3 separate regions of the Homo sapiens genome follow, and regions 1 and 3 are each linked to region 2. Evidence: read pairs that join two places in POLR2A ChIA-PET (ENCODE). Cell type or tissue: MCF 10A. All regions are shown on one strand.

Region 1 (5,000 bases), 130 kb after region 2:
GGAACCAGTGGCTCGTCTTCCACGGGCTGCCCCTGATCCCTGGGCTTTGAGGGACAAAGAGCTTGCTGGAAATAGTGATCACCCTCGTGATGACACCAGGTCAACAGGCAGCTGTGGGCTCATTAAGATGTAAGCCGGCCGGGCGCGGTGGCTCACGCCTGTAATCCCAGCACTTTGGGAGGCCCAGGCGGGCGGATCACGAGGTCAGGAGATCGAGACCATCCTGGCTAACACGGTGAAACCCCGTCTCTACTAAAAAATACAAAAAATTAGCCGGGCTTGGTGGCGGGCGCCTGTAGTGCCAGCTACTTGAGAGGGTGAGGCAGGAGAATGGCGTGAACCCGGGAGGTGGAGCTTGCAATGAGCCGAGATCGCGCCACTGCACTCCAGCCTGGGTGACAGAGCGAGACTCCGTCTCAAAAAAAGAAAAAAAAAAAAAAAAGAAGTAAGCCCCTGAGTGACAGGGGCTGCTTTTGTGTGCTGTCTGCCCACGGTTTTGCTCTAGTATGAAGGCTTAGGCTAGTAGTAAGGCTTAGGTGCAATAGACTCTACTCCTTATTTATGAGCCCTGATTCTCAGGGTGTATCTGTTACACATTTGTTCTCTCACAGTCACCCCTCACTTCCTCCAACTATTAGCCTCAGATTTTCAAAACCAGTGAGGATTTCAAATATGTCCCGCTCATGTCTGTGTGTGTGTGTCTGTGGGTCTGTGTGTATCTATGCGTTTGGGTTTGGAGAACACAGCAACCAAGTATAATATTCTCTTGTCTACAATCACTTTCCCTTCTCCATCCAGAATCTGGTATATAACACTTGTAATATAGTCCTCATCAGAGTTAGGTTGAGGGGACAGGGTCTCATTCTGCCACCCAGGCTGGAATGCAATGATATAATCACGGCTCACGGCAGCCTTGACCTCTTGGGCTCAAGTGATCCTCCCACCTCAGCCTCCCAAGTAGCTGGGATTATAGGTATGCACCACTATCCCTGGCTAAAGAGTTTTTAAAAGCGCAAGGTACAAGTACTGGTAAATATGTACCTGGGAGGAACCCCTCTCTGCTTCTGTGGCCATCTTTGTTGCCCACTGAAGGAAGAGAAAGGAGTTAGGAGGCAGGACCTGACTCAGGTCTGGCCTTACCAGAAAATAAAACACTGGGGCCTAGGGGAAGCATCAGGATGGGTGCCCAAGTCGCTGGGACTGCTACGTTATCCCGCCTTGTCACTGTCCCTCTGCACTTTCTCAAGCAGGGTCATGCACTCCAGGCAGGAATCTGTTTTCAGGAAGCATCAGTCCCAGTTCCAGATCTTTGGCTAAGTACTGGCACGCTCCTGGATAAGTCACCTGAGCTTCCTGGCCTCAGTGTCCTCATCTGCCATTTAGGGAAGGCTGGATACATCTTTCAGCTTCTGTGTTCTCTGATTCCCTGAGGTTGACTTTGATCTGAGTTTGTTTTGATTCTCAAATCAAGACTTGGTAGACTTCACTAGGTGGTAATGCAACTAAAAAAGGGTCCTGGGATGGGATGAGGGAATCAAGGACTCATTTTGATCCAGGATCTAAAAGTAAAAAAGAAAATGAGAAAGGGGAAGGGCCCCACATCTCATCCGGGCTCCCCACAGATGTCTGGTGAACACGTGTGGGCCTCAGGGGAATTTGGAGTATGGTTCCAACCCTCCCTCCACCCCCCACGCCGTTCCATCCTTTCTCAGGAATAAGCTTGGCACTTTTTGCCAAACACTTCTCTAGTAAATATCTTTGTTTCCATTCCCCCAATACACCAAAGTTTTTTAAAGCCATTAGAAAACCAGGTAGAAACTGAAGAGCCTCTCTGGACAGAATATTCTTCAACAGTACGAGGGGCAGAACTGAAGTCTCCATGTAGAAGTCATTACACTGCCTTTTCCCATTAGGCCACCAGTACCATGGCCATGGGTTTCCTTACCTCACTCTATTCATGCTACCTTTGAAAAAAATTGTTTTCCTGACCATCTTGTTTCATACATTTATATGTCCCCAAATCCCTTTGCTCTGCTCAGTCCAAAATACCTTCAGTCTTTCCAACTCCCTGGGCCTTCTTTCTCTCCTGCATATAAATGGCTAGCAGCTGTTTTCACTGACCTATGACCTTATGATGCGTCCCACTTTGTTGTTATTCTCTGTTGACCAGATATTCCATATCTTGGCCATGCATTTCTTTGGCTGCTGGCTCAATATCACCTCAACACAAAGATATCTGAACGAAACACTCTGGGCCACAAAATCAGCCTCTAAGACTGAGATAGCAGTGGTATGGTCAGAACCAAAATAAGGCAAAGCAGACAGACACACACACACACAAAGCAAATCCTCCTACTGCTAACAGTTTCTACTAAAATGTAAAACTAAGGCTTTTGAAAACCAGTGTTGGTTCTGTTCCTTCAGGAAAATCACAATTTCTCCTTAATTCTATTTCTACTTCAAATGTGGGGACTGTGCTTTTTTTTTCCCAAGGTTTCTTTCAGGACATCTTAATTTAGGCAATGGGAAGCCAGAGACATGGAATGAGGCATCAGATAGCAAGCCTTATCACCTGCACTTACTCCAGGGCCAGGGATTTTCATGCTTGAGGGTTTGCTTTTTATTTTCTATGGGCTTTGGCGAAGTCTCTTCTCTGCTTCTACAGTCTCAAAACATTTTCCTCATGGGAAAGACAGTTAGTTAACTTCTCAAGCACTAGGAAGAACTGAGATCTCTGCTGCCTCCACTCCAAGGATTGCCACTATGGGCTCCAAGCCAGATCAACACTGTCTGTGTGCAGAGTTGTAGTCAGGCAGGAACAAGATGGGACATGCCAGACCTCATCTGCACTTTGCGAAGGTGACACACACCAGCCCCGCAGGCAACTGTGCCTGCTTTTAGAAACTCCTAAGCAAAGTACTGAGGCAGAACCAGAGGGAGAAGTGAGGGGAAAAGCAGCTTTTTTTTTTTTTTTTTTTTTTTGGTCATCTGAGCTTGAGTTAATCGGCAGCACTCGGCTTTCTAACCTTTGAGGCATTTCTAAATCTGATCCCACACACTCATTCTTTCAGAGCCCGGCAAGGTAAGATGAACTGATTACACCATACTTAGAAACATCCTGTAGAATCAAAGAAAAATGCTTCCTGCCTTTGTACAGAAAATTAAGAGATTTTTCAAAGTGAAGAAAAGCAATTTAATTACCATTAAACAAGGTTTAACTGCTGTGGGCAATCATTCTCTGCTTGAGAAGCATAATTTCACTTGAAAGAAACCAGATTGGCCCCCGGCCCTCTTTTGGCTTATCCTCAGCAAGAAGCGACTGGGAACAACTGACTCTTGGGTGAGCTGTCCAGATAGTTAGAAACATATCACACAGCAGTTTAGGGACCCCAGGGGGGGCAGGGAAACCCCAGAATCAGGCCACTCCTGTACCTTGCTCCTGTCTGCTGCTCGGAAGGGCCCCCCACAGCAGAAACATGTGATGCCTCCTTTCTTCTTTGGCCCTTCTACAGAAGGGCAGACATGGGTCTTCATGTCCAGATGTGGCATGGAACATCAGCCAGACCTTTAATGTTCTGGGAGCAGTCCAGTGCTGAGCCCACGGGTGGCGGGACCCGCCCGCTCCACAACCAGCTCGTCCATTCTCCCAGCAAGCAGGCCTGACGCACCCCTGACAGTCAGCCGCTCAGGATTTGAAGTGTGATTCACAGCTAGAAAATACCGGTTTTTCATTACTATGCAAATGCCACCTGGGTGGGGTTTAGGTAAATCCGGATGTGGACACTAACAATGAGGGCAAGAATGGGTCTCTTTTCCGTAGTTCTCACTGGGCCCAGTGGGTTCCACCCAGTGGCAGTCTTTAAAGAAAATTACAGGCCGGGTGTCATGGCTCATGCCTGTAATCCCAGCACTCTGGGAAGCCGAGGGAGGTGGATGGCTTGAGGTCAGGAGTTCGAGACCAGCCTGGCCAACATGGTGAAACCCTGTGTCTACTAAAAAATACAAAAATTAGCTGGGCATGGTGGCGGGCTCCTGTAATCCCAGCTACTTGGGAGGCTGAGGCAGGAGAATCACTTGAACCCAGGAGGCAGAGGTTGCTGTGAGCCAAGATTACGTCATTGCACTCCAGCCTGGGTGACAGAGTAAGACTCCGTCTCAAAAAAAAAAAAAAATTAGAGTTGAACAGAGTTGGACGGAGACATTTATAGTTCCCCAGTATCCAATGGGCAGTTAATGTTCACATATAGCCCAAGGTTAGAGACAGATCTTTACCTAATTCATATCAAAATATATTTATTGTGTCATTCCCACCACGTGGCAAAGCCCAAATCACCAACTGTCTCAACACCAGTGTTTGGTCAAATTGTTTCATCCAGAAAGGCAGTGCAGTCATGTGAATGTGCTTCATTTGTGGCCATATCTGCCTTAAAAGCATACCAGGTTGGAGCTTCTAGAACAACAGAATAAAGAAAGGCAGGGCTGTAACATCCAAATGCTTAGGAACCACCCAGAGGACATGCCCCCCATTTCCTAATGGTATGGCCTGCAGCCCCCAACCCACCTAACTGTTTTCAACACATGGCCTCTGAAGAATACGTCCTGCTGGATAAGAGTCACTGTGAGTCAGAAACTTGGATTCGAGCTGGCTCTGGCACTCACAGGCTATGAGACCAACTCATATCCCATATCCCAGCATTTCTCTGAGGCTGTTTTCTCATCTGTAAAGTGAGGAAGTTGCATTCCCATCATTTTCACAAATGACCCCAAGTTGAACAATGCCCGGTGTTAAGGGCATCAGTGGGACTCACAACATCTCCCTGTCTTTGTTCAGCCAATCTTTGCTGGGTGCATTCTGAGCAACTGACCTGAGCCAGGAGAGGGGAGAAGCTTACAAGTCAGCATCTTTCAATATAATTAATGGTTTCTTTCTTTTCAATTGAGAGCAGATGAAAAAGCAAAGATTAGGTAAATGGTCATGTCATTGAGGTAACCCGAACTCA
Region 2 (5,000 bases):
CAGCTACTCAGGAGGATGAGGTGGGAGGATTGCTTGAGTCAGGGACTTCAAGGCTGCAGTGAGCTATGTTTGTGCCACTGTACTCCAGCCTGGGCAACAGAGAAAGACCCTGTCTCTAAATAAATAAATAAATAAATAAATAAAATAGATTTATTTTTGAATATTCAAGAAATAACTGTTCACATTCAGACAGTCTCACATTAGTCTTACAGTTGTTGCCCCCTCTTTGTTTTCATCTTTAGAGACAGACAATTCATCAATTCCTTTGCCCTGATTTCCTACTCAGCCTTGCATGTACACAGGATGGAAGATTCTGGCAATTATGAGCCTTCTTTTCCTTAAATTCCCATAGGGAATGATAAGCATCAAAGTTAATCATGTTGGAATAAAAGAACAGCCACACAGATATTCAATAATTCGTCCCCCTGAGGAACTTCTCCCTCTAACCAGTCTAAAATCCTCCTATGCCACTTAAGATCATTTTTGCTTTTTCAGTCTGAGTGTTTCAGAGGCAGTTTGTTGCAGAAATGGGAACTCCTCTGGCTGCCGGGCTGGTCAGTGAGGTCTCTTTTCTAAAGCTATGCATTCAGAATATGGTCAACAAAGGAATCTGTCTGCATCAAGAAGTTGCTGCTGTTGTTCCTGTTTTCACATGAGTCTTATTTTCAAATTCCTGAGGGCTCACAGAAGAGTGGGAACATCTTGTGGCTACCCTTTCCCCGAAGGCCGACTACGCAGTGGCCAGACACCAACCCCCGCCCATGGTCACATTCCAGACAGGCATTTCTAAGACAGCACCATGATTAAAAGGAAACTACTCCATCATTAAGACTCCAGACCTAATATCAGCCCGACCATTTTTCATGGAAATTATTTCTGCAACCAAATTCTATTGGAAGGCGGTTTTCACTTTACTTTTTAGTCTTCCTTTCTCCTGGTCTTCTCTATTTTCACTGAAGAGAGAGTAAAGGAGAAGTGGCATAAATTCCACTGAAAAGAATTTCAGCTGGGCTCTGGATGAGAGGAAAGGGCAGGGAACCCATCACTCTGTGGAAGTACAGATTTAGACACGATAGGTTGTTGGAACCTGGCGTTGGGATAAGTCAGTGCTGCTGAACCCATCAATTTCTTTCTTTACCTTTCTTCTTTGTAAATTTCTAGGCTCTAAGCCTCAGAAAGGACTTGTGTGTTGCTGTCACTTGGCTCTGTCTGAATGTCAAAATGCTTCTCCCAAATGAGAAGTAGACACCTTGCATCCCAGGACAGCACCCGAGGGAGACCATTACACAGACACCAGTGATGTCTAAGACGGGTCCAAAACACAGCTACTGTTCCCCACACTTTCTCTTGCATGTCTTTTAACACCATTTGCGAAATGCACCATGCTCAGCCTTCCTGCATTTCTCCCAGCCCCCAAATACACTGAAGCAATAGAAATGAGGACTTATTCAAGTGGAGAAACTAAGAGGCAGGCAGGTTTATCTCCAGGCACAGGCAGACTGAAGTGAGGGAAGGCTTCCTCTCCTCTCAGGAGCCGGAGTGGTGTGAGGATTCCATCTTGTCCTGGCTCCACCCTCAAGTTGCCTAGCCCTCCCCTTTCTGTGCTGCCTGAGCTGGGGAAGGACTCCAGTGACAAACTGTGGCACCACGTGCCAGTGTACAGGCCGGGAACTGGGCTTTCCTCACTCTCCTTACTCCAGGCCCCGTGGCTGGGGGCTGGCAGTAACAGTGTCTGATGCTCCTGGGGTTACATGAGGGGCCAGCACTGGGGTGAGGTCAACAAGACGCATACCTCCAGTGCAAAATTTAAGGGTCTCCCAAAAGCTCAGTGATCATGATAAATAATGTCTTTGTGCAATACTTTTAAAAAGCAGGTGGGTGTGGTGGCTCACGCCAGTAATCCCAGCACTTTAGGAGGCCAAGGCAGGCGGATCACGAGGTCAGGAGATCGAGACCATCCTGGCTAACATGGTGAAACCTGGTCTCTACTAAAAATACTAAAAAATTAGCCAGGCATGGTGGCAGGCACCTGCGTCCCAGCTACTCAGGAGGCTGAGGCAGGAGAATGGCGTGAACCCGGGAGACAGAGATTGCGGTGAGCCGAGATCGTTCCACTGCACTCCAGCCTGGGCGACACTGAGCCAGCTGGGTTGATGTTGCCCTTGACAGCCTCTTTGTCCAAATCCATGGAATGTACAACAGCAAGAGTGAACCCCAGTGTAAACTATGGACTCTGGGTGATATCAATGTGTCGGTCTCATTTCATTGATCGTAACAAACGTACCACTCTAGTAGGGTATGCTGATCATGGGGGAGGCTGTTCATGCGTGGAGGCCAAGGGTGTATGGGAACTGTCTGTACTTTCTGCTCGATCTTGTTACAAACCTAAAAAATTGCTCCTAAAAAATAAAATGATAAAAAAAATTCATGATAAACCATCAAAATTTTAAATAAAGGCAAGATCAACAGGGCTTCATGAGAGAACTTAAAACTCTATGGATTGAGATAAAGTGACAACATACAGATGCCAAAAGACACCCAGGGCTTCCAGATGGCATCAACAGCGGGTTTCCAGGGGGGTTACAGCTCAAAGTATCCAGTCGGCATATCTGAGGCCCCATGGAGTTGCAGCTGTGCTTCTGGGCCACCCAGGTGCTGGTAGACACCCTGCTCATGGCCGGGGCTCTCTGGGGAGCACTGTTTATCCCAGGAACCCGTGCGTCTGTGTGTTAAATAAGGCCAGGCAGGCGGGGAGTTTCCCAAAGACTAAGCTGAGCAAGGCCCCTGGGAGGGAGACTGCATTTGCACTTGCTGTGAGTCACATTTTCCTTTTTATTTCCCGTCCAGGCTCAACTGGATTACGCCATAAGGGCCAGGTGCGGCTGGGGGGACATTCCCCAATCGGCCACAAAGAGGCGGTCAAGGGCAACATCAACCCAGCTGGCCCAGTGCCAGCCTCATTTTCTGGAACCAGAGCTTCCCTTGGCTTTGGCAAGAAACTTCTCATTTCTCTCCTCTCCTCTTACTGTGTTCCTTTGTTTCTATCCAGGAGTAGTGAAAAATGGCAGGCCAAAAAGCCCCTCACAGGGAGGGCAGAATAAACAGGTCAGATGCATTTTTCAGCCTGCTGTGACAGCACACCGGCACTCTACAGCAAAGGATGCTGAGTAAAATGGAGCAATTTGCAGAAGCGTGGCCACCCCGTGCGAAAACACCCGCCACCCTCAGCCATTCCTTGGGCAAGCCGGCCCCAGCTCCTGCAGCCTCTCTGCCCCAAGGCTTGGTTCCTGAACCCAGCAAGTCTCAACCTGCACTGCCAACCGTTCTTGGCTGCAGAGGAAATTCCTTCCTTTAAGACAAAAGATCCATTATCCGACAGAGTCAAAGTTCCCCCAGGTATGGGGGAAGGCGGACAGGCATTTATTCTTATCTTCGTTTTGGTTTGCAGAGCTGAGGTTATCTTTACAGAGACCTGAGCTCATTTCCTCCAAGCACAAAGGAGAAATCCCATTCCTTGCCTGGCTCCTAAGTGTGAGTGGAGTTAAGAAAGCACAAGTTTCAGGCCAGACATGCTGGCTCATGCCTATAATCCCAGCATTTTGTGAGGTTAAGGTGGGAGGATTACTTGAGTCCAGGAATTCCAGACCAGCCTGGGCAACATAGTGAGACCCCATCTCTACAAAAAATAAAAAATTAGCCAGGCGCCTGGGTGCGTGCCTGTAGTCCCATCTACTCTGAAGGCTGAGATGGGAGGATCCCTTGAACGTGGGAAGTCGAGGCTGTAGTGAATCATGATCATGCCATTGCACTCCAGCCTGGGTGACAGAGCAAAACTCTGTCTCAAGAAAAAAAAAAAAAAAAAAGAAAAGAAAAACCACAAATTTCTTGAATCCACACAGAAAGCCCCAGCCTGGTGACGGTGTGGAAGCCTGTGTCATCTTGACACTGTCTTGGCCCATGATGCTCCTTGGGTGTGTCCCTCCCCTGTGTGTCCTTGTCCCTTCATTTGTAAGATCATGTTAATGGGAACTGGAGCCCTGGACTTCCCACTGCTGCCACTTAATTAAGTGTGTGAGCTCAAACAAGCAAACACACACATAAACAAAAAGCACATTTTCTGTGGTCTTCTCTCATTTATACAATGAGGATCCTAGATTACTAACCTAAGATCAAATTTTAATTTGATCTTAATTTGATCAAAATTTAATTTGACACAAAATTTAATGTTAAATATTAATATTGATAATACAAATAATAACAAAGTTGTAGGGTTTTTTTTTAGGACAGCTAGGACAATGTCTGAATTCAGTCTGCTTGGGTCATTATCTGCAGCAAAGGAACTAAAATCAGGGTACCTTCTCTCACATCAATCTTTTTCTTTCTTCTCCCAGCAAGGCATTTGCTCAGTTTTACATGGCAGAGTTCAGCTGTCTTTTGCACGTGCTAGACTCTGAAGGCTTTTGCATGTTGACTCTTTTCCTGTCCCCTCTTATCCCCAAGCCCATCTGTTTGCAAACACAAGTACCCAAATCAGAACCTTAACATGGCAATGAAGCATAAGAAACATCTGCCCCCTTGACAGAGAGGTCTAAATCCTCACGACTTGTCCATTTTGTTAAAGCGCCAAAAAAAGCAATTAAAAAAGCAAAGCAAGATAGAAAGTAAACTTCCAATACAAAAAAAAAAAAAAGGAAATGATACGTGGTAAAATCATAAAAAGAATCCTTCTGCCTTTCAGAAAAGCTGTGCCCTACACACACCAAGCCCCTCTATCCTTTCACGTGGTAGTGGGAACAGCCTCGTGTTTATGGTTCTTATGAACAGTCATGCAGATGTTAGCCACATTGTCCCTTTTTGTCATCTCCTCCACTGGACTACCAGACAGGTGCAGCAGGGCTGGTGGAAACCCACACCACTGGGTACAAATGCCAACTGTCCTGGCCTCTGGGACTGGAGAGGAGGGTTGCAAGGTGAGAAGAGGATCATTCTACGGTCAGTTC
Region 3 (5,000 bases), 73 kb before region 2:
CCCGGAACTAGCATTTTGGTCCAGGTGTTAACATTGTTTTCTTTCTTTTCACTTTTTTTAGTTTTAAAGAGACAGGGTCTCATTCTGTTGCTCAGGTTGTAGTGCAGTGGTGTGATCATAGCTCACTGAAGCCTTGAATTCCTTGGTTCAAGTGATCCTCCCACCTCAGCCTCCTGAATAGGTAGGATTATAGGTGCACACTACCATCCCCAGCTAATTAAAAAACATTTTTTTTTTTTGTAGAGCTAAGAGCTCACTACATTGCCCAGGCTGGCCTCAAACTCCTTGCCTCAAGAAATCTTCCTGCCTAGGCCTCCCAGAGTGCTAGGATTACAAGCGTCAACCATCACGCCTGGTCAACATCCCTTTCTTTATCTGTAAATAAGAAATCTCATGTAGACTTTCTCTAAGGCCCATTCCAATGATGAGATTCTGTGGGTCCATATATTTACAGAGTAGCTACCTATATACAAAGCCCAGGGTTAAGGCTGATGAGGGAAAAGGGATCTGTAAGACATGATTTCTACCTCTGAAGAACTTACATTCTAGTAGGAAAAATAAGGCATGTACGTGAACATTAAAATATGAGAAAGCAAGAATAACTTTGCTAAGTGTCAAATGAGTGCAACAGACAAATACTCTGGTAGTTCATAGAATAATGAGGTTCTTATGGTGGGGATGACTGAGGAACACTTTTCTGAAGAGGTGAGAGTGGGTTCATGAATGATGAATAGAATTTCAGCAGGTAAGAAAGAGGTCCCTTTCTTAGGTATTCCAGGCAGGAACTAAGGCATGGTCAAGGACAAGGGATAGGAAAGTCCAGGTGCCCTGGGGGAATGGCTAGACTACCGACCCAACCAGTGAGTTACTCTCGGACAGTGGTTCTCCAACTCTCAGATGGTGGGCTTCAGAATCACCTGGAGAGTTTAGTAAATCAGATTACTGGGTCTAACATCCACTGTGTCTGATTCAGTAGGTCTCGGGTGGTGCCGAGGAATCTGTATTTCTAACAAGTCCCCAGGTGATACTGACCTGCTGGTTCAGGGAATACTCTTTGAGAACCACTGCTTTAGTGAGTAGAGGGACATAGTAATGCAGGGTCACTGAACGTTCACATCACAATCTCCATTCTACTGTGAGCTTGGTTAAATCCTTTGGACAGCAATCATAATTATCTAGAATTTCTCTATTATAAATATTGTCAATTAAATCTGCCAAGAGAAGATGGAAATAGGGAAGAAAATGAATATTTTGGGTGACTTCCTATTTACCAATGCTTTCCAAAATTACCTCATTTAATTCTCATCTCATTCCCATTAGATACATTATAATTCCCATTTCACAGATGAACAAACTGGGGCTCAGAGACTTCAAATATCTTACCTGAAGTCAGATAACAGGGCCAGGATCTATGAAGTGCTAGAATAATCTTGCATTCTAGTGTTAAGAAATCAGTGTGGAGGTCTGACCTTTGAATCCTCTTCAAAGGAGGGCAGTGGTTCAAGAACCTCTGAAAATGAGTACTATTTCTGTCCCAGATCAGGTCCATCTGTATTGAGTGTTGCCAGAGTCACAAGAGAAGGGTCAAATAGACCAAGCCATGTTCATGTTATCTACAAATGTGGGGAGCAAAAAAAATCTTCTTCCAAGTAATGACTCTAGGGTACTCACGAGCCCCACAAGACTGCTCCATTTCAAAGGAATACCTTCGTGTTTTCAGTTCAAATAGCAAGTCAGTCAGCCAGCCAGGGAGCATGGCTTGGAAATCTGAGATGGTCAGCAAAACTACTGCTTCTCCTTATTTGGATAAATAACAGCCTCAAAGACAACCAGTTTGGGAGCTGTACATGCCCTGAGGCCGGGCTTGGCAGGCATCTCTGCCCACGCCCTGCCATGCCTTTTGCTGCACCAACAGCTGAAGGAGTTTAGCCAAATATTGACCAATCCCTTCTTCCCCACCAGGCTCTGACACCGACAGAAGCCTCCTCTTCAGAGACACAATCTGCTTCCCTGTGTCCCAACAACAAACTGCCAGGTGGGCCTTTGAGTATCCCTATGTTTAAGTCAAGCCCTGTACTCCTGACACTGAGTAGCTCATGAGAAAGAACAGAAGCAAGTCAATAAGTCATGCTCCATATGACGAAATGCCTACCGAGAGTAAGGAGCTACACACTGTCTAGTTGCTCTTCTTACCCGTTGCCTCCAGGAAGGAAAGACTTCCTTCCCACACAGGATGTAAGGCAAGTGAAGAAAATGCTTTGTAATCTATGGAGCACTTTTCAAAGTTCATGATTAGGGCTGAGCACAGTGGCTCTCACACCTATAAACCTAGCACTTTGGGAGGCCAAGGCGGGAGGATGGCTAGAAGCCAGGAGTTTGAGACCAGCCTGGGCAACATAGCAAGGCCCTGTCTCTGCAAAATTAAAATTTAAAAAATTAGCCAGGCATGGTGGTGCATGCCTGTACCCTGGCTACTTGAAGGCCGAGGTGAAGGATGGCTTGAGCCCAGGAGTTCAAGGCTGCAGTGAGCTATGATTATACCACTGCACTCCAGCTATGATTATACCACTGCACTCCAGCCTGGGTGACAGAATACGATCCTGTTCCCCCCAAACCCCGCCACCCACACACACATACACACACACACACACACAAAACAAAAAACAAACAAAAAGTTCTTGATTAGCACCAAGAGCTTTCAAGTCACTTCAAAAAGAATCAAGCTGCAGGCTGAACCAAAGGTAGCTTATCTTCCCTCAATGCCCAACCCAACCTCCCCAACTCTTTTTATCTTTGCATTATCTTTACTTTTCAGAAAAGCAACGTTAGAGCAACACTTCTCCCAGAGAGGACAGAAGATAAGTGACAATAAATAAAGGGGATTTCTTAAAATTAAGGCAGCAAGACACTGGTGCCATTTCGATGACGTTTCCTCCAACACACTGAAGTACACAAATTAGTTTCCAATTTTTTTTTTTAATTAAAAAGGGTTTAATTGGCCGGGCACAGTGGCTCACACCTGTAATCCCAGCACTTCGGGAGGCCCAGGCAGGTGGATCATTTGAGGTTAGGAATTCGAGAGCAGCCTGGCCAACGTGGTGAAACCTGACTCTACTAAAAACACAAAAATTAGCCGGGTTTGGTGGCAGGTGCCTGTAATCCCAGCTACTCGGGAGGCTGAGGCAGGAGAATCACTTGAACCTGGGAGGCGGAGGTTGCAGTGAGCTGAGATCACACCATTGCACTCCAGCCTGGGGGACAGAGCGAGACTCTGTCTCAAAAAAAAAAAAAAAGGTTTAATCCTCCTCATCAATCAGTACTCCTCCACACCATCATCTCAAGGAAGGCAGTGGGGTGTGGTGGATCGAGCACTGGATTATGACTCAAAGGGCTTGGTTTTTCCCTGCTGGGAATCTCTTCTTGGCTGTGGTCTCATAACTGTGACTGTAGTCCTGACACTGAACTCTGAGCCCCTGATTCAGCTGCTTACTTGCTTCAGTAAAACCTTCTTGCACTTTCTCTTCTGGTGCTGTGAATACCTAATGAGTTCCATCATTGTTGTGTCACTGAGCACGCATGATTATTAATATCATCAGCAAACATTCACGGGCCCACTCAGTGAGCTGTGAGGCAGAAGAAAATGAATAAAACGGAAAATACTCACTTGAATGTATTCACAGAAGGATGAAACGAATGACACATTCGTTTTGGAGATACAAGAACTGGCAAAAAATGAGGACTCTGGATGCAGCCAATGTAAGAACATCATACTGTATTATATTTCAAAGATATCATATTTGAGAAAATGGTCCAGGCTGGACATGGTGGCTCACGCCTGTAGTCCCAGCACTTTGGGAGGCCGAGGCTGGTGGATCACTTGAGCTCGGGAGTTTGCAACAAGCCTGGGCAACATGGTGAAACCCTACCTCTACAAAAAATAGAAAAATTAGCCTGGTGGGGTGGCATACGCCTTTAGTCCCAGCAACTTGGGGGACTAAGGTGGGAGGATCTCTTGAGCCCGGGAGGCGGAGGTTGCAGTGAACCACTGCACCACTGCACTCCAGCCTGGGCAACAGAGGGAGACTCGTGTCTCAGAAAAAAACAAAAAGTACTTTTCCTCATTCCTATTCCCAAATTAATTGATCATTCTGAACCCAGATCAGGCTATATGTAAAAGACTCCCAATTCATTTCGTAGTGTTACAACAACAAATAGACTCAAATTGCAATTATCTATAATCACTGTGAGATGGGTGATTACCCACATCTTGGCATTGGATCATTCTCTTTTCCTTCCCATCTTACCACCTGGGAGAACATCTCTTTTGTGAATGAAAAGAGCACCCGTGTCATTACTTGTCTGTGGCCAGAATGCAAGCTTTGGCTGCTGAAGAGGAAGCCGAACTAATTAGCTCAAGATATGTGTTTAGAGGCTCTCAGAATTTCAACTACATTATCCATTCTAGTCCTGTCCTACATTTATATCAAAAACAGGGAACTGGGTGCTTTAGCATGGTTCTTGATAGAAAAACATTTATCTTGTAATAATGCGCAAAATTAATTTTTGGCAGAGCAAAGATTGGGAATTTAATGCAAATGTAGAGATGTTTTGTTATTGCACATATCTGCCAAGACAGCTTTGCACATATACTCACTGTATCTATATTTAAAATATAAAATTATATTTGGGTAGTTTTTATATTAAGATACTCTATGTATATGAGTACATATCTGTCGATAAAAATTCTGTGCCAAAATTAAAAATATCAAAATTCCACATCTGACTCATTTTTTGTGCTCTAGTCTCAAAGTGATACTGAATAGAAACTTATTAGCATTTCAGTAAATTTCTTCAGATCATTGTTACGAATAATAAAAATACAGAAACATTTTAAAACAACATATTTCAGTCTTAAAATGGTCAGATTAACATAATTATAGCCCGAGGTTGCCAACAGTGCCACATTTCTCATTTTCATGAAAATGCAGAGGTTCTCTCAG

What was found. Peaks named below come from ENCODE experiments on the same cell type or tissue, not always from the same donor. Only the 100,000 strongest peaks of a DNase experiment are listed, where the experiment ranks them.
Region 1: POLR2A ChIA-PET joins it to region 2 with 19 read pairs; 2 of 35 experiments call an interaction of 5 or more read pairs at or near these places.
Region 3: POLR2A ChIA-PET joins it to region 2 with 16 read pairs; 2 of 35 experiments call an interaction of 5 or more read pairs at or near these places.

Annotation. Positions count from the first base shown.
Region 1 is chr10:24,254,029-24,259,028 of GRCh38, reverse strand. The region is part of intron 2 of KIAA1217; the gene reads right to left. Among named protein-coding and RNA genes, the nearest start is that of MIR603, 19 kb to the left of the region's middle. In MCF 10A, no CTCF peak of the experiment used is centred here; DNase peaks (open chromatin) are centred at 2,828, 3,708 and 4,628.
Region 2 is chr10:24,381,708-24,386,707 of GRCh38, reverse strand. The region is part of intron 3 of KIAA1217; the gene reads right to left. Among named protein-coding and RNA genes, the nearest start is that of MIR603, 110 kb to the right of the region's middle. RefSeq lists enhancers at 2,974-3,133, 3,284-3,363, 2,461-3,660. In MCF 10A, a CTCF peak has its summit at 2,898; DNase peaks (open chromatin) are centred at 2,847 and 3,287.
Region 3 is chr10:24,454,999-24,459,998 of GRCh38, reverse strand. All of the region lies in intron 5 of KIAA1217, which reads right to left. It overlaps LOC105376455 (a long non-coding RNA gene), which reads left to right. Exons shown (of 3, transcript XR_930755.4): 2 at 1,963-2,035; 3 at 2,816-5,000. Among named protein-coding and RNA genes, the nearest start is that of MIR603, 180 kb to the right of the region's middle. In MCF 10A, no CTCF peak of the experiment used is centred here; DNase peaks (open chromatin) are centred at 1,908 and 3,418.